7 separate regions of the Mus musculus genome follow, and regions 2, 3, 4, 5, 6 and 7 are each linked to region 1. A link is a loop called in an ENCODE intact Hi-C map of the cell type or tissue named here. Cell type or tissue: left cerebral cortex. All regions are shown on one strand.

Region 1 (4,000 bases):
GAGGACACGTTTAGGCACCCAGCTTTGATTCTTGATATAAATAGTTCCTATGTGCTTGCTCGTTGACTGCTTTTGTTATAAGAACAATGCTATTTTTATTAGTTTCGGTTATTTTTTTATCTATTTGTCTATTTATTCATGTGTCTATTTATTTTTTAATTTACATAAGGCTCCACTCTGTAGCCTAAACACATCTGCAACTTTGTCCTGTCCTATCCTATCCTTGAATTAATGGAGACCATTCTGGTTCAGTCTCTCCGGGATTGGGATTGCAGTGTGCTGTAGGAACCATCATGATGTCACATCTCCCCGGAATAGATTTTTATCATAAAGTTGTTCCTCTGGAGTATCATCAGGAAGGTTTCATTAACTGAAGATTAATTATCACTGTGTATTACTTTCAAGTGGGGCTCATCACAAACTTTGAATTTTGTAGAGTAAGATGATGATTCCAAGTGCAAAACTGAACAAAAATCAAACTGCACACGGGAATTAACACTATTTCATAACATCTGTTCATTCAATCCATAAACATTCCTTCAATAATTTTATAATTCTCATGTGCTCAAGAGGACATTATTTGGTGCGTGGAAATGGTAAAGAGATGCGATGGCATTTAAACCTTGGCATCAACTAACAATTTGAAAAAGGCCTGGCTTTAGATGAACTGCAATTTCCAAAGCGCTCCCACCTACTATAAATCATTACCTCAATTTCTGAGTAGAGGCAGGGGATCTTGGGTGGATTGATATTATAATCACATAATTACAGAATTTTAGGGTCACAAAGGATTTTAAAGGTCATGTATTGCAACCACTTAATTTAATATTTGGGAAGCACAATTACCTGAAGGTCCCACAGCAAACACTTTCAAGCGCGGGCTTGCTGGGGGGGGGGGGATCTGAATGCATGTGTTAGCAACCCTGAGCTAGACACCAGTGATGCCAGAAGAATACAACACATTTCCTCTATTTGTTGATATACAGATCTATAACAAACTCACAACACATACTCATCAAGCCAATCACTTACATTTGCTACCATTCAGTGCACTGTTACCAAACACAGAGAATAATACGGCAAACAGGTCACTTCGGAGTCTCCCTTCTCTCAAGGAGCTTATGGTCTCTTAAGGACAGTTGCCAAGATGTATATAACTACAAAATACTTGGGGAATCTTAACTTTAATTGTGTTGTCAACTGTGAGTGCTTTCAATACTGGAGAGTGCTTAAAAAGACCTGAAATCTAGGAGGAATCACAGAGGAGAGAAAATCTCACCAACTATATATATATATACACACACACATAGACTGAGCAGGACACACACACACACACACACACACACACACACACACACACACACACAGTTTATTGCACCACTCTCTGCTGCCTTCTGAGATCTTCTCCAGGCCTGGGCACACAAAGTAAGGACTACATGCCAACTCACCCAGTTTAAGAGGGAGAGCAAGAGCCCACTCATCTTCTAAACTGGAAAAGACCAGAAAAAGAGAAAAGGGGAGAAACAACCACAGAGAGAAGGGAAAACAGGAATAGGAAACCCTTCACAGCGCCTGCTCCGGGAGCCTGGGGCTGCTCGCCCCAAGAGGAAGGGTGCTTGCTCGGGCTGCTTGCGGGGACTCGGCGCGCCTTGGGGAGGGTAGGCGACAGCGCAGCCCGCGCCCGCAGCCCTGGACACAGCGCAGCTCGGAGACGGGACGCAGTGCCCCGGAGCCCCGGCAGAGCCCGCCCTCCCTCCCGCGTCGCCAGCCGGCGCGCGGCGCCCTCTCCGCCCGTGACTTCAGTTCGGCTCCACCCCCGCGCGGCGGCGGCGGCGGCGGTGGCTCGCAGCTCCGTCCCAACCCGCGCGCTCCGCACAAGCCCAGCCTGGGCGAGCGGCAGGCACCTGCCCGGCGCCGCCTCCGCGCGCCCCGCCGCCGCCCAGCCCAACTTGGATGGAGTTGTGGTCCTGAGCGCACGCCCTGCCGCCGTCAGCCTGTAGCCTCGCTCCGCTGCCTGCCTTCGGTCCGGGACCCCCTCTCCGCTTCTCTACGCTCCAGAGATGGGAAAAGTTGGCGCTGGAGACGGCTCCTCGGCCGGGCTGAGCGCGCTCCTTGCAGGAGCGGGGCTTCTGATGCTCTTAGCCCCCGGCGTCTGCAGCAGCCTCTCTTGCTGCCCTCCGCAGCACCCTAGCTCGACCCCACGCCGGACCCTTACCCCAAGAGGCTTTCCTCACCCGGGACCTCTGGGTCGGGCTCCTGCCACGCCCCCGCCCCTCTTCATGAGACCCCTGTTCGCAGTGGCCCCCGGGGACCGTGCGCTGTTTCTGGAGCGAGCTGGGGGCAGCAGGGTGTCAGTGGCGACCGCTGCACGCTCTGGCCGTAGGAGACGGAGTGGAACGGAACCCGAGAAGATTGAACCCGGAGAGGGTGCGAGTCGGAGCCGCCGGGACATGCTAAAGGATGGAGGGCAGCAGGGGCTTGGGACTGGCGCACGGGACCCGGACAAAGCCACCCGCTTCCGGATGGAGGAGCTGAGACTGACCAGCACCACATTTGCTCTGACAGGAGACTCAGCACACAACCAAGCTATGGTCCACTGGTCTGGCCACAACAGCAGCGTGAGTAGAATGGAACTGGGGGCAAAGGGGCGAGAGAAGGAAAGGGTTACCTTTCACTGTAAGAGCTGGCGGAGAATTGGGGGCGGAGGGGGGGGGGGCAAAGAGGTTTCTTTCTTGGGAGATGCTGCACAGTGAAGTCTTCCCAGCTAGCCTCCCCCAAGAGTTAATGGTGCCTACTAGGGTGCCCCCACCGCCACCTTCAGAGTGTTCTCCAGATCAAAAGGTTCAAATTGGAACGGACCAGGCAGATCTTTTTTATTTCTTCAATGGCACTGGAGAGTAGAACTGAAGACCAAATATGGGGGTTGTATGTGCGTTAAAGTATTTTTAATGAAGATCTGAAAGGGTTAAATCTCCAAGCCCACTGAAATCCCCTGAAGGGACATTTCCTTACCTGATAGACTGATGGAGCACACGGAGAAGTCGCCTCTGTGGGCTTTTTATTTTATTTTTATACAGAGCTCCTAGCCCCTTGTTCTACCCCGGAGAAGGCAAACTGCAGTACGATATAAGGTGCCCTTTGGTATTAGAAATCTATTTGGGAACCAAACGGATGCAAGTTTCAGTGCAGAGGCTCCCCAGCATCTCCTGACAGCATTAGCAAGTGCATCTTGAGAGCCAGGCTTTTCTAGCCCATGAAAGGGCAGTTGTTCTCTGGCATGGTCAGCCTGGGGAAGATCAGATAGATAGATCCCAGTGACAACAACTCCCTGTTTTCCCACCGACTGACCTCCTCTAGGGAGGAGCTGAAATAAAGATTTGAGTTACCCTTTATTAGGAAGACAGGGACGAGATTTCAGGCCCTGGGAGAAGATTTAGGGTGCAAGTCACTGGTTCTGTCAGGAGCTTCCGATTTTCAGAGGAGCCTGAATGTTTGAAATGTGAGGAAGCTACCCAGTTTAGCCCAAACCTAGAAACTTCAATGCGCTGAAATAGTAACGAACCAGCTTTGATGGTAATAACTGAAGACGATTTTAAAAGCGTGTAAAGTTCTCTAGGCTGCCGTGCCATGAAGCCGATAAGAAAAGTTAGAGGTTTATAAAACGGGGATTAGGAGTGGGGGAAGGGTCTCAGCTAGACCTTCCGCTGATGGAGTTGTGTCTGTAATGTGTACAGTCGATGCAACATGGTACCTTTGAAAATGTTGCCAGGAAGCTTGCCAACAAGTGCCACTTCACTGAGCTGTGTTCACTGTTGGGTTTTTAATGGGAGTTGAAACTGTTTTAAAATATACTGTGTCATGCATTAGGCGGTGTAGTCTACCCTCTACTGAGGACAGCCCCTGATTTCTAGCTAACACAGCCTTCATGAGGGGCTGCTGCTGCCGGAGGTTCTCAGAAATCCTTTTAAGCAAAATCTAAAGTTGAAATTATTTCTATTCA
Region 2 (4,000 bases), 280 kb before region 1:
TTTTACAATTATTACTTACTTGGGAGTTATGTGTTCAGAAAAAAATCAAAATAAATCATATGGGTTTTTTTTTTGAGATATTGTTTAGTAGCTCTATTTATAGGTACAAGCTGAGCAATGCTCACACACTATTCATGGTGCAAAATATCTGTGAGACATCAAGAGATAATTTCTCCTAAGCTTTTAGTAAATATAATCTGAGTTATTTAGAAAACTGTGAGAAGAAAAAGCCTATAGTAGGCTGGGATATGAGAAGTTTTAAGTTTCATTTGTACAACTTCAGAGACAAGACTATGCCTTCCTCCATGTTGACTAAGGACCACATGGTGGCTGATATAAAGTCTAGAATTTTATTGGGCATAGAAGTTGAAATTTAATATCCAATATAGGACTCATATCAAGAATTGGCAAAGTATTTTCTAGGAATCTGTACCTGATCTTTAAAGTTTTACTGGATCACAGCTATATCTATCTATCTATCTATCTATCTATCTATCTATCTATCTATCTATCTATCTATACATACATATGTGTGTATATGTATATGTGTGTGTATGTGTGTGTATATGTATAATGTATATGTGTATGTGTATGTATATGTATATACATATATACACTGAAAGTTGCTTTATGTTATGACAATAGAGCTTCAATTATATTAATAGAGACTTTATGGTCACCGAGCATGAAACGTCAATTCTTTAGGCCTTCGAAAGTTCATTAATGGCTCTTGTTCTACATGCCTAGAATGCACTAATAGAAAACATATGAGGAGGAGTCTAGGAGGTAAATAAAAATTATGGAATAGATTTAACAAGCTGGCTTTGCCCATGATTACGACAACTGCAAGAACAAAATATATTACATAAGTAAGAAACATAAGTTATATCTATCAATATTGCATGCGAAGAACATCTATATTTTAAAATCTATAGAAGATTTCAACTTCATATCAGGTTCTATTTTAAAATATAATCTCAAAATATACAATATCATCTGGAATTAGTGAATAAGGAACAGCTAGAAATTATGAAGAAGCCATGAATAGATTTTCGTTGTCACTTACCTGGTTCATTTGTTCCATCTTTTTTTTTTTTTAACTGACTTTATGTCAGTGCTCAAGATCCCCTGAACAATGATGCACATAGAGAGAATGGTACATAGCCAAGTGTCTTCAGTGTGTGTGTGGAGGGGGGGGGGAATAATTCACCACTAACTGTTCATGCAATGGCTACTGTAGAAATGTTTACAGTGATTTTTCATTTTCTTGTGGAAATCTTTTAAGGTGGTGAATGCTTTTAACAGAGAAAAAGAATGTTAAGATTTCAACTGTGTTTGTACAAGTATTTAAAATGATCATTAGACTGTAGAAAGTTCTAGAATATTTCTTGTCAGATGTGGTGAAAATTGGCTGCTTTAGGCTGGATTCTTTTAAAACCTATCTTGACTTATTTTTGAAATTTACTACTTTTATAAAAGTTTACTTAGAGCATTTTCTGTTCCTTGCCTTTTCTCCTTTTCAATATTTTAAACACGTTGTGTCTTTGATCTTCCTTAAACAGGGTTCTGAGGGAGATATGCTATAATGGCCCCATTTGTCCTTCTATATTTGACCTTTAATTTTACTCTGACTTTATTCAGGACTTTTATTTTATGGTTCAGGAGATTGCCTAGGAGGTACCTGTCTGTAAAAAAATGGTTCCATATAACTTACTTTTCTTTATTCCTTATGATTTGTTCTTTTGGTTAGGTCCTGAATTTGGGGGACTTCCAAGCTGCTGATTTAGTTAGCAGTTTGTGAAGAATGTGGCTAGCAGGATTTCAAACATTTCTTGAGTGACTTCTTTTCTGAGAATATTGGGATTAGGAATTAAGAATAAATTATCCAAGAAATTAAGATATGCACCCTCAATATTTTATATTAACTCATCTATTTTCAAATTTTCTTATCAATCTTTTGTTTTGATAAGATCATTTAAAGTTTCTTTGCATGTCTTATAGATGATAAATTGATAAAACTATAGATGATAGATTAAAGCTATATAGCTATCTACATAGGAGATAGGTAGCAGGAGGGAAGATGGAAGACAGATGGCACCTTTAGCATCTCTGTAGCATTCTTATTTCATTTAGTGATAGAATAATGCTCCTTGTAAAATGTTCCCAAGCACTTTTACCCAAGGCTACCATAAATGTTATATTTCTTGCAAAAAAAACTTTGTAGGTATGATTCAACTTTGAGATTGGAAAGCTATTCCGGATCAGTTGAGTTAAGCCTAATATAACCACAGCATATGAAAACAGTGAGTTTTGTGAGTTTGTTGGCAGAAGGAATGAGTCACAGAGAAATTCAGATGGAGTTTAGGGACCAGGAGGTAAACAAGAAAAATCAGCTGTGCAATTGCAGAGTTGAATTCTGTCAAAATTTCAAAAGTTCAAAGATATCATTTCCTTTGTTAGATCTCACTATTTTTAGCACCCAGGTCATTGTAAACAAAACCCAGGTTTTGTTGTGTTAAAAAAAATTACATTTAGGTACTATTATAAATGATATTTTAGAATAACAAGATTTATAATATTCTCTAAAGGTTTATTTAGAGTTAACACATAGAACAAAATTTATCAATTTTAATGTATATTTGTACCCATTTTGCTATTGTCAAAGACATTAAAATATACTTTAAATTATTAGACTAGATCAGTTTTTAAAAGGAAAGGAAAAAACATTATTTTCACTGGTCTTAATTTATTTCAATTTTTGAGTTCTTTCTTTCTTTCTTTTGTAAATGTAAATATTTCCTTGAGTTTGATGAAGGAAGTGCCTTAAAGAGAAGGCTCTAAGACCTGATAAGCTGCTTGCAGGCTGTACAGGGGTCTGTAGGGATGCAGTTTGTGTGACTCTCATGTAGGTAGGCTTTTATGTGATTCAACTGCTTGTAAAAGATCCGTGTTTTTATAAGTAAGCCATTACTCATGAATCAGTCTTCTGCATAGATTTCATTGTAAGGTATTGTTTCCTATCTATGATGAGCAGACATTTTTCATATTTCTCCAGGAAAAGAACACCCATCCATTGGAGAACATATATTCTCTTTCATATTTAAAGCATGTTTTCTCTAGATATAGATTTTTGTACCTATATAGAATTTTGGTCTCCAGTCTTTCCTATTCATTACTCAAAATTTACCATTTTTTTCTCTATGTGATTCACATCAAGCAAGCATTTCTAACAAAGTATTCTAAAATTCTGATGTTTGTTCCACTGACCCTTGAGTGGTTTTTGTTGCACCTCTTATGACTGTCTTTTATAGTTTCTCTTTTATTTTTTTTGTTTTTATGGGTGGAAACATAACTATAGATGGTGGTTTGGGGACTCTTATGTTCTCAGGTCTCCAGATCTGCCACCTTAACCTCTTGGAAACAGTTATTATTCCTCCAGACAGCCTGCTTTCCTTTTCTCCTCTCACAGTTTCAATCGCAGCTGTATTCTGCCATTTGATATTTCTTTGTTTCACTTTGGTCTCTTCTGTGTATAGAAGTTCAGCTTCATGAGATCTTTCTTCACGTGTCCAGCCTCCCACTGACTCAGCTAAAGGTTCTGCTCATTCCCATTTGTTATCACCCCCAGTGCTTTCCTTTGTGTGTGTCTTACTGCTCTCACATTTCCACTGTGTCTATTATTATGTGTTGCTGTGTGTTACACATTATTTTCTATGGAGACAAACTTACTGTAAACACAGAATGTTAGGTACTGTCAGATAAATCCAACTTCTATGGTCTTCCATGAAAATCTAACGTGTAGTTTTCCTCTAGGTAGTATTGGCTTTTCACTTTCTTTTGTTTCTTTGTCTTCTTGTTGCTGTTGTTTTAAATACTTTATCTAATTTGATGTTGGTAGTTGAAGTTCTTACCTAAGAAGACACTAAACTAGATAAATGACTCCTATGTCTGAAAATCATGTTCCTTTTTCTTGCTGTTGGCCTTAATATTTGGTGGTGAT
Region 3 (4,000 bases), 130 kb after region 1:
TTGGCAGAGAAATATACTTATCTTTAAATCCACATGGTTCTCCTGCATAGGCTGTCTCCTGTAGCATTGTGGGGCCACACACAAAATTTGCATTTATATCTTCCTCCAAAACACAAGTCTATTGGTTCATCTTGTACAGTCTGTGAACATGTAAAGAACATTCTTCCCTCCCTCCCTCCATTCTATGTACACACACACACACACACACACACACACACACACACACACACACACACACCTCACCATTAATTCATAATATAATACTGAAAGCCTTAAGGATGCTTTCTATGTCTGTTTCCTTATTTTACTTTATTGGATCAGGACAATTTTAATCATGGTTTTCTATATTAAAAAAAGTATCTATCATAGAAGAGGCACTCAATAAATAGCAAAACTGCCTGCTTCTGTATTTAATTTGTGATACTCCAATTAAATTATTAGAATTAATAAGTTTGTTTATAATATATGTATAAAGAGAGTTATATTGGGATAGCTGGGGTAGATTCATTTGGAAATTTATTTTGGGGGTGTCTCTGGGAAGTTTCAGGATCGCTGTGATATGACAAGATACTTTAAAATGGATTTTCTACGGAAACTGTGCATATCCTCCACATCCATAGAGAAGTCTGCTCTTGACATGTGGGAAAGGTTATAATTGGAAAAGAGACAAGCTACAAAAATTCAGCACATTTTCTACACAGTCTGGTGGTTTTTGGTTCAAAGCATACATCCTGGAAGAGAATTACCTTAACGCACATTATTAGGGATCTTGATTTGGTAAGTGTTGATATATTATGTGAAAAACAAAATCCTTCATGTATTTGGAACAGGTTTCTTCATTAAAGGATATCCCTGTCTTTTTTTCTTCTTCTTCTTTATCTTTTTTTCTAAAGTGCTAACAGCTATCCTATAGCAACAGAAGTTAAATCCTCAAAGCATATGCCGTCCAGACATCCCCCTCCCAGCTTCTAGAAGGATTTCAAAAAATAGATATTGCAGAAAACATTTTAAAGTATCACTTTGAAACAAAATCCTACAGCCCAAACCATTTGGAGATCATTCTGATTCGGTACTACAGTCCATTTACTACATGCGAGTCTAAAAAAAGTAGTGTTTTCTTTTTTTTTCCCCCCAAAGCCCATTAGTACAGCTCTGAGATTAGAGACTGTACATTTAGTTAGCATAAAAGGTAAAGGCATTTGTTCCAGCCCTGTATTATCTCCTCCATTCTGTCTGGGTAAAGTGACTTAGATAATTTGAAGTAAAAGGTCTTATCCCAAATTGACTTCTATTCATTGGTCATAGCATAAGGGACCTGAGATGGATTTTGCCTAGCAAGAGGGAGCAGGGTAACCTTGGCTCATTGAATTTTAGGTCAATTTCTCAGATGATTTGATTACTTTTAGAAAGCCTTCTCAGATTTTCTATAGTTTAGTGGTCACTCCTTTCTGGGAAACACAGAGCATCTCTTCTGTTGGCCACACTCCTTCTGGCATTTGCTTCCTCTGTATGCCCAGCCAATTCCTGTGCTGGGGCTGTGTACTGAAAGTTCCAAAAGGGTAGAGCTTGTTATACCCCAGCGGTCTCAGGACAGCACAGCACATACAGTGTACATCTGACAGAGAGCTGCCATTGACACGGAAGGCTCGGCCCATCTGCACTTGCCTTTGGCACTTGCAAAGTTCTTGAGAGGACACATTTGATAGAGCACACTCTGTGTCTGGACCGTTTGTTAGGCAGAGCCTTCAAGGGGTGCGCTGCCTGCAGAGCCTGCAGAGCCCTGCAGAAAAGGAGTGAAGAAATGCTTCCCTCCTTTCTCCCTTCCTTCTCTCTCTGAACTGAGGATTCAACTGGGTGCTCTATAATGATTGTTGTTGATTTTAGAACGAATAGTCATCAGCCCCCAGCTCTTATTTATATCATAACTAATTTGGTCAGAAAAATAATTGATGAGGAGGAGATTCTGAGTTAAGGGAGGTGATTAATAGGGGACGGAGTGAAATATGAAAGGGTATGAGTATTATATGCGTGGGTGAATTGTCAAAACATAAATTTAAGATTTACCAAAATAGGATGATAGACACAGTGGTGAGACAAAAAACATGAATGTTCCCTTAAAAAAGGAAGACTTAGTGCTCAATTTTATCCCATTGTTGCTCTAAGGAACCACAGCCTAAGAGCGCAGGCTCTTAAATGTTTGAAGGTAAACAGTATGCATGTATAATGACATTCTTAATTTTCAAAAACACTTCATTTACAAGAACAGGCCGTCTATAATTCCCAGAGTTAAGACCTGTCGTCCACATCTGCAATTCACTCATTAGATTCATCAGCTAATTATGGGATGTTTGGGGGGTATTAATCTTAAGAGGGCTGCTCTGTAAATGGGCTGAGATTCCCTTCATGGCTGAGACACCCATCACAAAACTCAGAGTAGCAAGTGAAAAGCATGCCTGTAAGTTCATTTACTATCCTTCCGAAAGGAAGAGCCAGGACACCTGATATGCTGTGCGCCTTGGTGTGATGAGGATGGATAATTACAGAGGAGTAAGATTGGATAAACCGGGAGGTGTGGTCTGACAGTAATAAACTGTAAGAGGTACTGAGCAAGGCCAGTTTTGTAGATTCTCCTCTGTGCCCACAGCTCCAGAGGTAAGCCATACATTTGCATGTCTCACTGAGAACCTTGTAAGGAATTTCAGACAAATGTCTGCAGATTGCTTTCTGTAGCTTTTGGAAAAGAATGAGAGAAGACCAGGAAGTGACTGTCCGGCTCCTGGGACTTCCTCGGAGGCCAAGCTGTGGTATCCCACGCCCCATGGCTGTTGTTCGTTTTCAAAGCTGATGTTCTAACTCCAACTCTACTGCATTGATTCTGCCTGTATTATTATATGATTTGCCTATATTATGTATAAAATTATTTTCTGTCTGTTATTAATTAATTAATTAATCAATTCGCGCTGATTCCTCCATGTAGCAGAAATAGGTTCATTCCATGGCTTTGTAATTTTCTCTTGTGATAATATTCCACAGCTCATTTATCAGATTCACCCTCTACAGATATTGGGGATGATGCAGGTGATACTAACCTGATAACCTTGTTCATATCTTCAGGACATCACTACTAGATACGAGTAAAAGTGGAACTCATGGCTTATAAGGGACATTTGCTTTTGTTCATTATGCTCACTTAGTCCTCCTCCTCTTCCTCCTCCTCTCCATCATCCTCTTCCTCCTCTTCCTCCTCTTCCTCCTCCTCTTCCTCCTCTCCCTCCTTCTCTTCCTCCTCTTCCTCCTCCTCTTCCTCTTCCTCCTCTTCCTCCTCTTCCTCCTCTTCCTCCTCTTCCTCCTTCTCTTCCTCCTCTTCCTCCTCCTCCTCCTCTCCCTCATCCTCTTCCTCCTCTTCCTCCTCCTCCTCTTCCTCCTCTCCCTCCTTCTCTTCCTCCTCTTCCTCCTCCTCTTCCTCTTCCTCCTCTTCCTCCTCTTCCTCCTTCTCTTCCTCCTCTTCCTCCTCCTGCTCCCCCTTTCTCCTCTTCTTCATCCTCTTCTTCCTCCTCCTCTCCCTCCCCTTTTTTCTTTTTCTTCTCCTTTTGAAATTGGCTCTTATTGTGTTACTCTAATAGATCTGGAACATACCTTGTAGTGGAGGATGGCCTTGAAATTTCTGAGATCCACCTGCTTCTTTTTCAGAAGCCCTTTGTGAGATTATAAGATACTTTCATCATTTTACCTGTGTCCTTTCTTCTCCCAAAAACCTCCTATGTACACCATCTGGCTTGCTTTCAAATTCATGACCTCTTTTACTTTAACTGCTGATATATGTATAAATATATACATATACATATATATGTGTGTATATATACATATGTAATATACATATATATAATAGGTTATATATAATGGGAAACTAACATATTATAATACATAATATATTATATATTTCTAAAATTATAAGTATATAATAATTATAATATATTGTAATTGTTTATTATAATATATT
Region 4 (4,000 bases), 300 kb after region 1:
CAATTTTTAAAAAAGACTTTATCTATATAGGTACACTGTAGCTGACTGCAGACACACCAGAAGAGAGCATCAGATCCCATTACAGGTGGTTGTGAGCCACCATAGAGTTGCTGGAAATTGAACTCTGGACCTCTTGGAAGAACAATCAGTGCTCTTACCTGCTGAGCCACCTCTCCAGCCCTAAATTAGACATTTTGAGTGTTGAGCTCAGAGCAGTCCGGGCTTAATCAATGTTTGTTCTTTATTTCCCTTTCTCACCACCCTGTTCCTCCTGCTTCATAAAATTATAGGGAGTAACAGTAGTGATTATCCCCTATAATGAAGAGTGTCCAGGAGAACATACTGTGATACTCAGAATTTTCTTCTAAGCCGTCTAGTACTTTAGACATGAGCAACCACTGGCTGGTGAATATTCTAAATGTGGCTAATGTAACTGAGGGACTGAATTCTCAACTTCATTTCACTTTAATTAACTTACATTTGCATAGTTGCATTTGGCTGGGGAGCGCAGTATCAGACAGCATGGCTCAGTGTGAGTGCTGTGCCCTCTCGGCATCGCTTATTGACTCTTTACTTGGCCATCACCAATAATCTCATCTAAACTATTTTGATCTGCTGTGCAGAGCCTTGTGATGTGGAGCTGAACTACTAGCCTTCAGCTTCGTAATGAGATTTAGTTGTTTTCTGCCTTTAAAATGATTCTCATCTCCTCTATTGATTTTAGTTCTAGTTCACATTTTGAGTAAATTTAATTTAACAATCAATAAACTGTGCGTGAGGCAATGAAGTTTGAAGATAAAAAGAGAAATAAGGACAGGGAGACAGCTCAGTGGATAGAGGAGCTTGCTGTCCAGCCTGACAGCTGGAACCCATGTGTTGGAGGGAAGAAGAAGTTGCCCTCAGACCTCCACACTAGCACTGTTCTATGAGTACAACCTTTAATAAGAAAAAGCTTGGCCAGCACCCCAAGCTCTGCCCACAAACACCCCATAATGGTAATTGCAATGTGATGGCTAGAGGAAACTAAGAATTAGCAATCGCTGTCCCTGCCTTGAATCTAGTTCCTCCTGGCAGTTGATTTGGCCAAGTCGTTTTTATCTGTAGCATGTTATAGAGAAGATGGCAATTTCTAGCTGAAAGAGCTCTTAGCACTGATCTTTTCCAGTGATAGTTTGTGCTTTATTGATGCTATTTGAAATGAACACGATTTTTAAGATTGCAATGCCAAATATTGATCGCAGTGATTTCTGTAGCTGATGGATACATGGTGAAGGTCCCCAAACCACCTCTGTTTTAAAGAGCCAGATTTTAAGAGTGTGCCTTTCCTGCCCGGGTGGGCTACTGGAGGCAGAAGAATGGTTGAAGTGTGATACAAAGAACTATACAGAAGACTTCTGTGAAATCAATTCTGCCAAATGCCACGGGGTGCATAGTTAACCTGTACTGACCACTTACTTTCCACTAGATATTTGTCCATGGACATTTAGGTGAACTGACTCGTGAAAAGGCGTATTTCCAGACAAAAAAATGGAAGTCACTGTGTAGGACCCTGAGGGAATAGCTTCTTCAGGAGTGATGCTTCCAGATGCAGAGTTGGTCCTATAATGTTTGAATTACAGTGTTCTTGAGTGAACTTAAGCCAAGGCATAGTTTCCTCTGCAGGTAAATGGAGCCTTCAGGGCCACCAAGGTTCTGGTAGACTTGGGACGTATTAGAAGATGGGGAATACTTTTACAGTGGTTCAAAAACAATACAGTTGGCATGGTAATGCGTTTATGTACAGTTTTTCTGCTTTTGAAGAAAATTTGTCACCATGAACTATAAACCTACTGATAGGGAGAGATTTGAACTAAAGAGATGGTACCTGTGTAACATCTTAAAATGTGAATATCTTTCCCCCAAATATGACATTGGTGTAGAATGAAGAGTAGGAGAAGACACAGCCTATCATCAGCGTTCCTTAATCACACAGGGCAAAGACTCTCCAGCTTCCTTCAGTTCAGAATTCGTGAAACTCTCCAGTGAAAGGAGACTCATATAAAGAATGTTATTGAGTCTTTCGGCTCGCCTGCATGCTATCTGACAATTTAGCTTCTCACGTATCAGATTTTCCCTTGTGTGTTTTGCATCAGTGGGAACGATTGAAACAAAGCAGACAACATCCGCATAACTGTCTGCGTTCCCAGAAACCTGTTTGTCTTCACATTCTTGTGCTATTTTTAGCTGTTTGTGAGTACAAGCGCTGTTTTTCATTCATCGTGTCTCAAACAGTGGGCATCAAGCCAGCTTCGAAGGCGGCTTGTTAAGGATGCCACTGGGATCACAGTGCAGGAAAAATAAACCAAAAATATGCCCCTCATTTATACTTTAAATTCATAATGAAACTGCCTATTTCTTTCTTAAGTTTGAGATAAATTACCATAGATATCCTTAGATATGTCTGGTACAAAAGAAATTGTCACGACATCATATGTTAGTCTAGGATATCTTGACTAAGAGATACAGAAATCCTGCCCCTCTGTATTAAGTTGGCTCATTTGGACTTTCTTATAGAAAGAACTCTGTGCCTTGTCTCTGATATATGAGATAGTCTCAAAAGAACAAGGCTGAGTGGATCCAAGTGCCAGAGCAGAGGTGGGGTAGCTATTTAGCATAGTGTGTCACAAGGGAATACTTCCATTATGTCCAGTTCGAGATAAATCCCTCGGCTCGTTTGAGTTTGTAGAGGCAACACACACAGTCGGCTATGAGAAAGGATGACTTAACTCATATCTGAAAGAAGTAGTGCGATCAGAGGGTGACTCGAAGAGCTGATATTCATGAATAAAAGGAAATGCAAAAGCAATTTTGAAATCTCAGTCCCCCTTTAAATCCTCTGCCAAGTCTATTTGTGTCCTGAAGAAAAAGAAAAAGTCTTTTTCCTCTGCTTGATTTGCCAGTGATACTTGTCTTATTGTTCCCGACCAACTTTAGTTGCCCTCCCATCAAAGATGTGTATAACATCCTCAGAGATTAAAGCTACAAAGCCACATGGAAATAAAAGAAGGAAAAAGAAAAACTCGTTAATTTTATCTTGCTGCCATCAATTCATTTAGGTGCGATAATCTTGTGATCTCTGTGCAGTGTTCCTTGCAGGGAGTTGAAAAAAAAAAAAACAAGACAGTGTTAGATTTTTACTTCTTGTGTTGCTTTTGAGTCTCCACTCCTTCTCTTTTCTGTTATCACATCTTAATTAATATTATGCCTGCTGAGAGACGCCTCTAAGGCTTTCACCCTATAAATAGGACCCTTGTTCCCCCGAAGACATTGATCATCCTTGCTAGTCTCTTGGTACCTGCCAGCATTAAACACTGTTTGCATTTTCTCCAGATGTTTAGGTTTTAATCACCATGCTGTATGTGGCACTTTCTAAATTAGTGTTTGATGATTGACTCTCTGAGTCTTTGTTACCCCATGGGCCTGCTTAATTATATATGTCATTTGTTCGAATGGTCTACATGCCATGTGTGTGTCTTGGGGATCAGCAAAGAGATATGATGGGTGAGTGCTTGAAACTTATTGCTGAGGAAAATCAGGTTGAATCGGACCTTAAAAGAAGGTTATTTCCAAAATCTACTTATTCATTTAATAGATACAAAACTGAAATCCCTAATAGTTAAGCGACTTACATGCTTCATGCAAAGGAAAAGCAAAGGTTGTGTGGCCTTGGAAGGATCTGTTAAGTGTCAGTTAATCTGTGCCATAAACTTGTGCTGGAGAGTCCGTGCTGATTAATCTTCCCTTAGAACGCAAGATCCCAAATAACATAAACAGCCACGATCAGCTATCTACTCCTCATCACGGTGATATAGCTCTTCATGTGGAGAGTAGGTGCTCGCTCAGTAGATGACTAAGGATGACTTGAACATGGCTTAAATCTTGGATTCCTGTTGGGATAGGCAGTGCCTATGAAGACGGCCTTCACTAATTTCCCTTTCATGTGAATAAACAGGAACAGCAG
Region 5 (4,000 bases), 420 kb after region 1:
TCTACTCTGCTCATCACGGTATTCAAGTCTGGAAGGAAACCACTCCCTTGTCCTACAGACCCTTCTGGATTCATTGACCTGCTTTGGACAAAACAGTGCCAGTTTCCATGGTTTTCCCACCAAAAATAAAGCCTCGGAATCAATTTGGAACCCAAACCTGACCTGGCTTTCTGCTAACTTGCCTGGACATAACCCTTAGGCATCAATGTGATGCCATCAAACAGGATCTCTGTACCTGGAGATGAGAAATGAGAAGGTTGTCCTTCACTGTCGTTCGTGGACTATTTATTGCCTTCTGGCCCCAAATGGCAACCTGAATAGCAAGGACTTGAAGCTGAAAAGCTTGACTGCTGAAAAGCAGAGAGCTAATATCTCCAGAGGCCTCTAATGCTGGAAAGAGCAGAGCAGATTGACAGTTTCTTAGCTTTAGAATCACATTATAGATCCATGTCTATCTGTCAGTCTATCTGTCTATCTGTCAATCTATCTATCTATCTATCTATCTATCTATCTATCTATCTATCTATCTTTGTCTTTTCTCTCTCTCTCTCTCTCTCTCTCTCTCTCTCTCTCTCTCTCACACACACACACACACACACACACACACACACACACACACACATATATCTTTTATGTGAATCAGCAATTTTTCTTTTGGGCTTTCATGTCTGTGTACTACATGCCTACCTGGTGCCCATGGAGTCCGGAAGAGGAAGTCATATCCCTTGGAAATAGATGGGTGTGAGCTGCACTGTGGATGCTGGGATTCAAACCCCACTCTTGTGGAAGAACAAGTGCTCTTAACCATCCAGTCATCTCTCTAGCCCATTGGTCCAGATTTGCAAATTACATTTTTTGTCTATTATATGGTTATTGTTGGGCCTCTGAGAATCCCCTGGACAGGATGTAAGTTGCTTTTCTGGTAAATGTGGGCTACTGACAGGTGTCCTTTCTGCTGCTGTGCGGCCGCTACCTGCATCATTCAGGTAGGTAGCCTCTCTTCTGTGACCCCAAATGTTTCCCGTAGCTCCTCTTACTACCTTGTTTCTCTTCTGCAGCTGACATCAGGAGGAAGACCACATTACTATGTGTCCTACCGAAGAAGCCCGTTTGCACAAATGAAGCTTCCGAAATACGCTTTGCCCAAGGTACTTGTCTGGTTCCTGTTTTCCTCTCAAAGCTCCTTTCTCAGCTCCAGCCCACCACCCCATCCTCAAGGTCACTGCCAGCCTCCCCAATGAGATCCCTGCTCCATCAGAATCGACTGCCAGCCTCCCCAATGAGATCCCTGCTCCGTCAGGATCGACTTCTGTCGCCTCTTTGTTCATCTTGTCCCCTTTCTCCCCGGGTCCTTATCCTGCTCTCTTTCTTCTTTGGAAGTCTTCCTGTAGGGACATATGGGTTAATTAATAATAACCTCGTTTTTGCCTTTCAATATTAAATATTCACAATCAGTATGTTCGTTTTTGAATCAAAACAGCAAAATGTTAAATTTTATGTTATAGTGTGGCGTTTGTTCTCAGTGGGAGTTAGGAATCGGGTTATTTTTAGACACCTGAAACACAGCTGAATGTTCTGACTTCCCTAGCCACTCGTTTTTTGAAAAGAGTGGAAAAGTGAGAGACCCTTCATCACTGACTTCCGCAGGCTCTGGCCACAAACTCTGAAAAACTGTGTTGATATGGAGCGCCACCTAGTGGAGAACAGACGATGTGGGCTTTCAAAGGATGCTTATTAGCAATCTGTTTCTGTGGGTTCTTTTATTTGTTGTTGTTTTGTGAGTTTCACACCCTGCACCTTAGCCCCTCTCGTCTTCCCATCCCCTCACATCGGCTCCCCCGCCCCTGCAACCTCTCCCCTTCCCAAATAAGAAACATAACCACGCACACAAAAATAAAACAAAACAAAGCATAGAAAACAACTCACCGTGGAAGCTGTAGTGTGTCCCACAGTAGATCCCTCTGTCCACACATCTTCACTTGCAAATGTCCATTGCAATGAGTCACTGGTCTGGTGAGAGGTCTCTGGTTTCTGTGACACCATCAGTACGGGATCCCCACCCGGGCTCCTCCAGGTTATCCTGTTGTCACCTTGTGTCACGACGCTCCTACAGCGCTAGATCAGCAGGACCAGCCTTTCACAGGCTGTAGCAGTTTACAGATGATAGAGATTTTGGGAAGGGCCAACTCAAGTCCTGGCATTGAAAGTTGAACACAGGCTATGACGACATTTATTTTGAGTGAAGTCTCATCTTTCTTTTGTATTTTCTTGCATTTGCAATTCCCTGCTGAAGCAGTACCAGCTGTATGCCCAGGACTGTTCATGATGGGCAAAGAGAGCACAAGAGGCAGGGGTTGGCCTCTTACAGGAGAGCTTGGTTAACAGCTTGTGCTGGCATCTCCAGGCAAAATGCTCTCCTTACCTACCCTATCAGTAAAAGGGTGTTTGTTTGTTTGTTTCAAGACAGGGTTTCTCTGTGTAGCCCTGGCTGTCCTGGAACTCACTGTGTAGACCAGGCTGGCCTTGAACTCAGAAATCCATCTGCCTCTGCCTCTGCCTCCCAAGTGCTGGGATTAAAGGCGTGCACCACCACTGCTGAGCAGTAAACGGGTTTTAATAACTCCCACCTATTAGAATCAAATGCACACTGTTCACTTTAGAGAACCACACCGGGTTCCTAGTTATGATTGTTCTACACTAATAGGAGGTGAATGACAACGGCAATTGCACGGGACCACATGTCTCTATGTGATGTTACACACACTGAACTGACCATGGTCTTGGTCACTCTTCTTCCTACCCCAATAAGATAAGAACAAGAACATACAATACCAAAATCAGCCCAGGAATGAACATTGAATAAAATCCATGAGTACAGAGGAAGGGCTGCGAATAATTAAAATTGTCCAACATAGTCTCCAAGGAAGGTTCCAGAGGGAGATGTCAACTAGGAAAAACACACCAAACAATCAACAAGACAACAACAACAACAAAAAGTGCCCCTCAGGGGATGCACACTGAAATGAATTGTGATTCAGTCACCAAAAATCGAAGAAGGCAACTTGGAAGATTTGTAACTTTGAAAACAGGATTTATAGGCAATGCAGCAGGAGACCTTCATTCAGGAGGTATGCAGAGTGCAGAGCTGAGCCTAAGTCAGGGGACTACTGATCTCAGGCATTCGCATGCTAATTCTAGGGTCAGCATATTCTTCACAGAATAATCCCAGCCAAAACCAGATTCTACTTGCCATACAGGTGAGGTTAGATTTTTCTAACAGCCATCCTAGTATTTGTGTTTTGTTTTGCTTTATGGTTTTTGTCCCTTTGCAAGGAAATGAATGACTTCCACGGTAGCTTGATCTTCACCTCACCAAATTTGATGTGCTATCTAAACACGGAGGAAGGGGAAGGCCTCACAGGCCTAAGGGGGCCGGGAAATGCTAGTATGAAATCAAAGAGGCTTTTGTTTATACACTGCTGGAGACTGAGGACTGGTATTTTACATTGCCTGTTCTTAGTTATTACAAAGATCCCTGCTGACATGTGTCCCCAGTGGCCTCTAGACAATCCGGAAAGCAAAATTTCCTTTGAAACTGAATTGGTCATCTACTCCACACTCTTCCCTGCCACCCAGATGATCATGTACCAGGACTGAACTGCATCTGAGTTCTCAGAGTACGAAGCAGAGATTCATTGTCCTTGATACTACAGACATGGGAGCTAGTGTAGCGAATACATGGATTATTTGGTCCAGGTGGGTGTTTATTACATAAAGCAAAGAGAAGCTTCATTATAATGCAATTATAGCTTCAAAGAGAAGCCTCAGTGTGGGTGGAATGGTTTGCCTCAAAGCTCGTGTGTTACTTGGCCTTCTTTCAAAGCCAGGGCTGCACCTGCAAAGGAACAGAGCATCATGCTGACCGAAGGCATAGAGGCACATCATCTCTTCCCCTGCTCCCATTTCTGGAGTCACCTACTGACATTGTATCAGATGGTGA
Region 6 (4,000 bases), 320 kb after region 1:
GAGTAAATGAGTAAAAGAGTAAAAGAAATTTGGTGGCCATGTTTGCTTTCTAGTTCAATGCTTACATTTGGGGACAGTGGCCATCTTCATAGGTTTTTCATGGCAGAAGGAGCCTTGCAGCATTTTCCTTCTCTGATTCACCATTTTTCTAACTGGGCACAATTCCCTGTTCTGGCTTAGTGCTGAACTGATGGGCCAACAGGGTATCTCCATCTATGCACAATATTTACCTGTGCCCAGAGGCAAGAGGAGTGATGTGCCTGGCAAACAGAGCAAGTATCTAATTTGATGTAGCCTCTATTGTTTGAATGATGTTGCTTCATGGATTCTCAGCTGAAAAACTGACTTTTCCTCATGGCATGGGCATACTGGGTAGTCAGTAATTGTTCTTTTCTTGGCTAGCTTTGCTTATGGGCTCTGATGTGAACTCCCAGTCCTAATGTTACCTTAAATGTTCTACCTACATTGTCATCGTCATAGTGCATATTACATTTAGCCTATCTATCTTTTATATTTTATCCGATATTTTAGGGAAACTGTTAAAATTAAGGGAAAAGAAGTAAAGGGAGCTGTTTGGCGTAGACTTAGGCTGTGCCAGGAAATATCTACGCCACTTTCAGGGAGCAGGGTTTGGAGTGGCTGTGACTCATGCTTCTCAATGGAGGAAAAAAGCAGGAAAAGGTTTTGCTTCTCAAAGTAGAGAACATAACCAAGTACACGCTATAAAGTACAACTGTAAGACCTTCGGAGAGATTTGACACAGGATCGGGGCTGGTACTGAAGCAAGAAACTCTGGGAGGATGAGGATGGTCTTAAGAACTGCACTGCAAAGGTGAGGAAAATAAACCTCCAGGAAGTGCATTGTTCAGGACACGTAGCTAAGAACTGCAAGAGTTGGCCACCTAGAGAGTTTTCCCCAAGCTTTGTGGGACGCACATATTAAACACACATAGCGAAAAGCTATAATTTCCCTTTGGCCACAGTCATTCTGCGGGGTTGCACAGTAGATGTTAGGTAGGTGCCACGGTCTCGCTTTCTTAGCTGTTTGTAGCTGAGCACTATAGCTAAGTCTTTGGCCTTTCTCAATATGCACAAACATGCTCAGGACGTGCCCAGGTCCTTTTGAGGGAATTGATGGAATCGAGGGGCCGAGTTGCTACTAAGTTCTTATGTCATACCCCATAGAAGTGGCATCCTAGTTGCTTGTAAAGACATAGATTCCGGGGCTCTAAGTCATGAATTCTAATGGAATAGCTCTGAAACTCCCCATCCTACCATTACCCCATGCTCTGAAGTTCTGCTGAGCATGTGGGAAGGGCTACACTTTCCTGTACACGGGAGGCTCGCTGAACTAACAGGAAGGCATTGTTTTAAATGGGTTTTGGTTTTTTGTTTTTGTTTTTGTTTTTGTTTTTTGTTTTTTGTTTTTTGTTTTTTGTTTTTGTTTTTGTTTTTGTTTTTGTTTTTGTTTTTGTTTTCTTTCTAATTGTAAATACAAGTGGGTAAGGTTTTTCCGCTTCTGAAGTTAAGATTTTAGAGCTAGCTAGCTGCCCTCTACTGGACAACATAGGATTTGATTTGAATTCAACTATTGCAATTTGTACCTTTGACATAAATTCTTAGGCTTTTTTTTTTCTTTTTTTCTCCCAGAAAGACAACTGTATTGAATATTTGACTTCTGGGTAGGAGAGAGGTCAGGGAGCCGACAGAGGAGCACAGCTGTAAGGAAATAGGATTCACAACCTGTAGGAATGATGTAGGAAAGTGGAGGGTACAGACAGCCATTGACCCTTTGTTCTAATACCTAGGAAAGAAGGAAGAAGAGAAGAAATGGAGGAAGGAAAGAAGAAAGGAAGACGCTGAGATGAATAGTCACTATATGGCAAAGAATGCTTACAAGCAATTCAACTGTGCAGAGCCCAGGAAGGGTAGAACTGCAGCGTTTCCAAAGGCATTTATTTGTTCAGTCCAGGGAGGAGGGCCTCCTGGAATGTTGTACCCTGAAAGGTCTGCTCCATTATCTCGGGGCTCTCACGTCATTCCTCCGCACAGCAAGTGGCTGTGTCTTGGTTTGAAACACGGGCTTCCCACCCAGGCTTATTAGAGGCAGCTATTCAGAGAGCCCTTGAGAGAGAAACTTGAACAATACAAAACACATGCAGCGATTTAAAAAAAGAAGAAGAAAGAAAGAAAACAGATTTGAGAACAAAACTCTAAAGCAAGGCACTGGGAAATTAGTAAAAAAAAAAAAAAAGGGTTATCATTCCTTTAAGTGCAGACTGTTAAGAATAATGTTTTTTTTACAGTTGTTGATATTTCTGCTTATTTTTATTAAATTTGGCTTGGTTTTACCATGCTGGGACTAAGCCCAGGACTTTAGTCCAGCTCCAGAGAAAAGCAACTTTCATTAACTATTTTTTTTTCTAACAAGCCTACAGAATACTGGGTTTCATTGTAACCTTTCCCACATAGATTTTTTTCTGTTGCTCTTCCTCCATGAGCCACCCCTACCTTGTGCTGTTGGTCCCCTCTCCCCTCAGTATCTCCAGTCTCTGAGGTAAGTTCATGTTACGAGTCTAAGACCCTCTCCACCCTCCTCACTTACTTGACTAAGAAGGGAGAGGTTCAAGTTCACCTCGAAGCTTCTTTATTTTATTATTTGAGATAAGTTCTAGTTAGATAGTCTTGGCTGGTCTGACACTTTCTGTGTTAGCCCGGCTAGCCTCCATCTAACAGAGATCTCTCCGTATTTGCCTCACAAATGCTTGGATGAAAGACATGGGTTATTATGTCTGGCTTAAAATTTTATCTTGATGATGAGTGAAAAACCAATTTATACAGTCAGTAAACTATGTCTGAATTTGAATCTTCCCATCACCTTCCAGTGATGCAAACATGGTATTCATCATAGGTGCCTTTTAGTCCTCAACCATATTGCTTCTCCTAGCTCAACCACAAACAGGAGATCTGTCTGAAATTAAAGTAACAAACACAACCACCAACAGCAGAAGTACCTCATGAGTGAGAACACATATACATGATTGTGGCGATAAAGTTTCTTTCCCCTTCTCAGAGAAGCAGAGTCACAGTAGACTCTGAGGGTGTTTCCAGTGGAGGAGAGCTAATGAGAGGTATATGTATATGGAGGAGAGAGGTGGCTGTAGTGGAAATGAATGGCTTGATACCACCCAATGCTCCATCAACCTTTCTCTTTGTACTCAGTGGTTCAGCCTCCCTCTGCCCTAGTGTTGCCAAAGCTGGGCTGTCACTCTTTTCCTGTTTGCAATTTGGCTGTTGTATCTTTCAAGTTTCTTCAGAGACAAGTGGGATTAAACACGGCCAGCAGAGAGAGCCTGGCATGATGAGGAAGTATTCCTAGGAGACCAGAGCAGCCTGATCATGCTGGCTTCTCAAAAGGGCAGTCTGGCTACAGAGCATCTCAGCCAAGGGGGGAAAAAAGCCAGTTCCTTCATCGCTAGCACTTCCTGCCCCTGCACACAAGATCAAACTTCACTTCCAATGCCTGTGAGCCTGGAGGAGATTTTTTTTTTTTTTTTGTCTAGGACTTTTTATGTGAACGAAGGCATCTGTAATTTATTTTTATTATGCTTGATTTTTGATATTCTGTTTATTGATCTTTAGTCTTCTTAAAAACTAGGCAAGCATTCTAAACACTGAGCTTTATTCTAAGTCCATTATTTTATTCCTATATTATATATGTATGCCAGCAGCAGATGAGAGAGAGGTAGGGAAGGAGCATGCCAGAATGAGAGGAACACAAGAGCTCAACTGGAGCTCAAGTGTGCATGTGAGAGAAAGAGGGAGAGGGGGAGGGGGAGGGGTGGAGGGGGAGGGAGAGAGGGGGAGGGGGAGGGAGGGAGAGAGAGAGAGAGACTGACTATTTGGGATAGAAAAAAGAAAGGCCAGGCCAAGACAGTGCAAACCAAACCCATGACTTTCCTGGAACCTCACGCTGTGTTGTTTTACCACTGGCAGTGAA
Region 7 (4,000 bases), 190 kb after region 1:
TGGAATTCACTTTGACTCTGTAAGCATAAACAAACAAACAAAAGAAACTTAGCTGGGTGGGCCCTCTTGCCTTCACCACTCTCTAAATCTTTTTATCTCCTTCCTTAGTATCTCACTGACAAGTTGACTCACAGCACAACCACTTTTGTTCCTTTAGACTTGTGAAGCCCCTCATATAATTCATATTGCATCCTTATAGTTTGCATAGTTGACAAATTATATAATTTTGAACCCATGTTTTCAGAGTTCTTTTCCACAGCCTTAAGGTTTGTCCTGAAGTTCCCACCATTTGCCATTTTGCTGAGACATTAGCCACACCTTCACCTCCTGGTCAGCAGGGACATTCCTTGAAGGAGGAATGCAAAAATATGTACATTATTATATAAGCAAGCCATATGCCCACAGCAGCAATCTGTAACACTCACGGCTGCTCACAGGACAGTCATGGAGGCCCATGCCTGCTAGTCCTGTCCCAGAGATGGGAACCGCATCATTCGACCCCTCCCAATACCATGCTGGACCCAACAGTGATTTTATCTGATAATATCTGATATTTTATTCTTGTTACTTTTCTTTTCATGTTCTACAGAAAATGGAAGAAAATATATGTGTGTATATATATATATATATATACATATATGTATATATATATGTACATATATGATACATATGTATTACTTCCATTTTAATTCTAATATTCTTGTGACATTCATATTCTGACACTTGGCTCATAACAATATTCACATCTTTACTTCTTATAACATTCTTGAAAAATAATATATTGTAGAATGGAGTTGACTCCTCAGAACCATGAAAGGCAGTGTAAAACCAAGATGGGGAAGCAAGAAAGGAAAGCATCGCTGTATCCCATGATGTGAAATCGCCGTAAAAGGAAGTGCAGGAGCAGAGGGTCCTTCATCATTAACATGCAGTTTGCTGCCTAACGGTGTGTTCCCTTTGTGTATGAGTTACACAACAAGAGGCTTAACATTTAGAGACGGCATAGGATGCTGACAGAAGATGATGGAGGAACCAACAAATCAGTCTTTCTCAGACCATTGAGTAAGGGATTTGGGAGGATATAACCACTGCTCACATCTCTTCTTTCTCTCTCCTATCAAGTCCTGCTTACACCTTTCTAATGTGAGCTGTTGGCCTTTTTCTCTATCCCTTTTTCTCTCCTGCCTCCCCCTCCCTCGCCCTCGCCCTCGCCCTATCCACCCCCCTCTCTCCTTTATTGAATTCTTGGAGGGAAACAGGACTCAAGGGATATTCTCTTATTATAAAGAGATCAGTCTTCTCTTAGGTTTGCACCTAAGTACAAAGTGACCTGAATTTTTCAAGGTTCATTCATTTCTTCAAGTTTCATATAAACGCATACCATATATTGGCCTTACCTCTGCCATGCCCCCAAGAATAGGAACTGACTTAATGGAGGATATTATGTCCCTTCCCCTCTAAGCATGAAGGACACAGGGAAGAACGGGGAAACAGGGACACGATGCTCGGTTTGTAGTTTAGGATAGGATATTCTTCGTACTTCAGGGAATCATAGTTCCCTAACAATGCATCCACTTACCTGCTTTTGTCTTTGTTCTTCAGGCCAAGTTATCTTTATGTCTTTAAGATCTGGCTTTGGATATCTTGGACTATTTAATTTCTTTGACATGTTGTTATCCACGTGTAGAGAAACCTTGTTTAAAAATGCTTTTTTTTTCCTCTTCCTATTAAGTGTAATTATTCCCTTTTAGTGCATTTCTGTCTTTGTTCTTGTGGAAACATTTGGCTCTCTTTTAAGGCAAATACCTGTTTTAGAATCTCCTTTCTCCTGTCTCAAGGGAGAGGACGCCACATGGCGCATTGACTAGGACAAAATGAGTCACAAAGAGAGGAAAGAAGAGTATAAAACAGTTGACATTGTTTTCTTGAGGCGAGCATATGGGTTTGACTTCGGGATCTTGTTACTCAGTAGCAGTAGATGAGGAGGGGAAAGCAGAAGAGAAGCCCAGTGCTCAGGTGCCACCAAACCACCCTGCTTGGTACTGTGGCATCCATAGAGTTTGGAGGGAAAGCATGCTTTAGAGTTACCCCTCAGTGTGGGAAACATCATAAATCTTCTGTTTTGAAAGATTTCTTTTCTTTTTTTTTTTTAAGACATCAAACAGATTTGCTAAGCTTGGGTTTGTCTGTCAAATATCCAGTTCTTGGATTTTCAGGGTAGGTTCCAAATGTCTATTATTACAAATGTTCTCTTGCTGGTCAGAAGACTGGGGTGGAGATGGGGGGGAGGGGCGTGCTCTAACCAAAGGCTGATATTTCTCCTGTGCCAGCATCTGGCTAACTCTTAGCTGCTGGGGGTGGGGTTGTTGCCTTATGTCTTAGCTGCAAATGACCTCTAGTCAGCAGGGGAATAGATTCAGAGGAAGAACACGGGAAATTTACTAGAGAAGCCTCTGCATTTCCCCTTAGGGCCCTTCATGTACTGCCGCTTGCCCCGCATCTTGTGTTCAATTAGCTAGCTACACATCCCTGCCTCCACAGAAGCACTGTGGGTTGTCTTGTCTTTTACTTCCCTAGAGGAGATGCAGTAGTTATTTGACTCACTTAATTTCAGAGTCGTGTGGAGGATATTGCATAGATAAACATTACAGTAAATTGTGTGGGGGCTGCCACAAAACATGAAGGTCATTTGGGGATTAAGTGACTTCCAGAGGCAAAAAAAAAAAAAAAAAAAAAAAAGTTAACTGCTTTTTGGATAACCTAACACACACATTCAATTCTCTCTTTTTACTGATTTTTAATTCTCTAATTGTGTTTGTACTTGCTACACTACTTTTAATTGAGTCCTTCCTCTGTGTGTTTGTGTGTGTGTGTGCACAAACACGTGCTCTCACGTGCGACTGTGTGTATCACAGCCTTTATGTTACCTTTGTCACACTTTAATGATGTTTAGCTATTACTGATCCCCATTCCTTTTGATGAGTCAAAAGATGTGCAATTACACATTCACTTACATCTTCCAAGATAATGATAGCATAAAATAATCTGTTGGAATCCATCTGCAAAAGACCATGCGTTCAGTCACCACTGGGAGCCCTTGATCTCCTCTCAAAACAAGTTCTTTAGGAAGTTAAACGGAAAGATCAGCTCATGAGAGGACTTAATTAGGGTTCCAAAAGTTTAAAGATAAAATTATGCTGTGAACGAACCAAAGCTCTGGGGATGTAGCTAAACAAGATGACGTGTGCAAACTCCCAGCTTTGATCCTAAACACACAGAGACACGCACACACCAATAATAACATAAGACAAAAGACTCTAACCTGCCATTGTCTTGAAGTCAATAAAAATTTAAAACTCATACCTTTCTAAATATTCCATGTTACAGATAGTGATAGAGTCTTTAAGCGATGAGGCTTAGCGGAAGGGTGGTAAAACAAAGGGTCTTGTCTCTGAAGGGTATATTGGGACCCTGATACCTCCTCTCTTTAAACAGCTTTACTCCACCCTGTATTTACTGCCTTGATAGGCTTCCCTTGCAACTGCCCTCACAAGAAGGAAGCCAACTGACCATGGAATGAAACCTTCATATATCAGGGCAAAACAAATTTGTCTGCATTACAGTGATCACTTTGGGCATTTTTATCTGGGTGATACAAACCTAGTAAACTCCATACTAAACACCAAGACTACAGCAAAAGCAAAACGGGTCGTGGAATACTGAAGACCCTGTTTTAATCTGCGGGATGTAGAGAAATCCAAGAGTGAAGAAATGCTGTGGCTGCCTGCAAATACATTGAAGTCCAGAGAGCTCGACACACAGAAAAGGGACCTAGTGTTGGCCATGTGGGAGAGGACAGGTGGACATCTCTTGGGGCTGATGTAATTGTCATGCTAAGTCACTTCTGGAACTGCACCAACTCCTCCTGTAAGAGAAACCAGAAATCGCCATTGGGTGAATTGTGGGATCTGGCTTTTGTGCTAGTGACTATCTCTTGACT

What was found. Peaks named below come from ENCODE experiments on the same cell type or tissue, not always from the same donor. Only the 100,000 strongest peaks of a DNase experiment are listed, where the experiment ranks them.
Region 2: it touches region 1 in a loop (4-fold over the local background); 2 of 42 quality-filtered maps call a loop at or near these places.
Region 3: a loop joins it to region 1, with 2.7 times the contacts of the local background. A loop is called at or near these places in 2 of 42 quality-filtered maps.
Region 4: it touches region 1 in a loop (3-fold over the local background); 4 of 42 quality-filtered maps call a loop at or near these places.
Region 5: it touches region 1 in a loop (4-fold over the local background); 3 of 42 quality-filtered maps call a loop at or near these places.
Region 6: it touches region 1 in a loop (4-fold over the local background); 4 of 42 quality-filtered maps call a loop at or near these places.
Region 7: a loop joins it to region 1, with 4 times the contacts of the local background. A loop is called at or near these places in 2 of 42 quality-filtered maps.

The regions. Positions count from the first base shown.
Region 1 is chr19:50,676,529-50,680,528 of GRCm38, reverse strand. Sorcs1 (sortilin-related VPS10 domain containing receptor 1) reads left to right here and starts at 1,883. Exons shown (of 26, transcript NM_021377.3): 1 at 1,883-2,618. The coding sequence starts at 2,061. Gm26629 (predicted gene, 26629) reads right to left here and starts at 3,124. Exons shown (of 8, transcript NR_166832.1): 1 at 3,013-3,124. In left cerebral cortex, CTCF peaks have their summits at 1,527 and 1,726; DNase peaks (open chromatin) are centred at 1,786, 2,405, 3,370 and 3,722; H3K4me3 peaks cover 2,640 bases; H3K27ac peaks cover 2,224 bases.
Region 2 is chr19:50,955,180-50,959,179 of GRCm38, reverse strand. No RefSeq gene overlaps it. Among named protein-coding and RNA genes, the nearest start is that of Sorcs1, 280 kb to the right of the region's middle. In left cerebral cortex, no CTCF peak of the experiment used is centred here; a DNase peak (open chromatin) is centred at 2,284.
Region 3 is chr19:50,543,582-50,547,581 of GRCm38, reverse strand. All of the region lies in intron 1 of Sorcs1 (sortilin-related VPS10 domain containing receptor 1), which reads left to right. Among named protein-coding and RNA genes, the nearest start is that of Gm26629, 130 kb to the left of the region's middle. In left cerebral cortex, no CTCF peak of the experiment used is centred here; DNase peaks (open chromatin) are centred at 643, 958 and 1,586.
Region 4 is chr19:50,373,169-50,377,168 of GRCm38, reverse strand. The region is part of intron 3 of Sorcs1 (sortilin-related VPS10 domain containing receptor 1); the gene reads left to right. Among named protein-coding and RNA genes, the nearest start is that of Gm26629, 300 kb to the left of the region's middle. In left cerebral cortex, no CTCF peak of the experiment used is centred here; a DNase peak (open chromatin) is centred at 2,238; H3K4me3 peaks cover 263 bases.
Region 5 is chr19:50,256,902-50,260,901 of GRCm38, reverse strand. Sorcs1 (sortilin-related VPS10 domain containing receptor 1) reads left to right here. Exons shown (of 26, transcript NM_021377.3): 8 at 1,059-1,148. Among named protein-coding and RNA genes, the nearest start is that of Gm26629, 420 kb to the left of the region's middle. In left cerebral cortex, a CTCF peak has its summit at 1,694 (motif pointing left); DNase peaks (open chromatin) are centred at 1,684 and 3,817.
Region 6 is chr19:50,360,857-50,364,856 of GRCm38, reverse strand. The region is part of intron 3 of Sorcs1 (sortilin-related VPS10 domain containing receptor 1); the gene reads left to right. Among named protein-coding and RNA genes, the nearest start is that of Gm26629, 310 kb to the left of the region's middle. In left cerebral cortex, a CTCF peak has its summit at 1,562 (motif pointing left); no DNase peak of the experiment used is centred here.
Region 7 is chr19:50,482,129-50,486,128 of GRCm38, reverse strand. The region is part of intron 1 of Sorcs1 (sortilin-related VPS10 domain containing receptor 1); the gene reads left to right. Among named protein-coding and RNA genes, the nearest start is that of Gm26629, 190 kb to the left of the region's middle. In left cerebral cortex, no CTCF peak of the experiment used is centred here; a DNase peak (open chromatin) is centred at 1,878.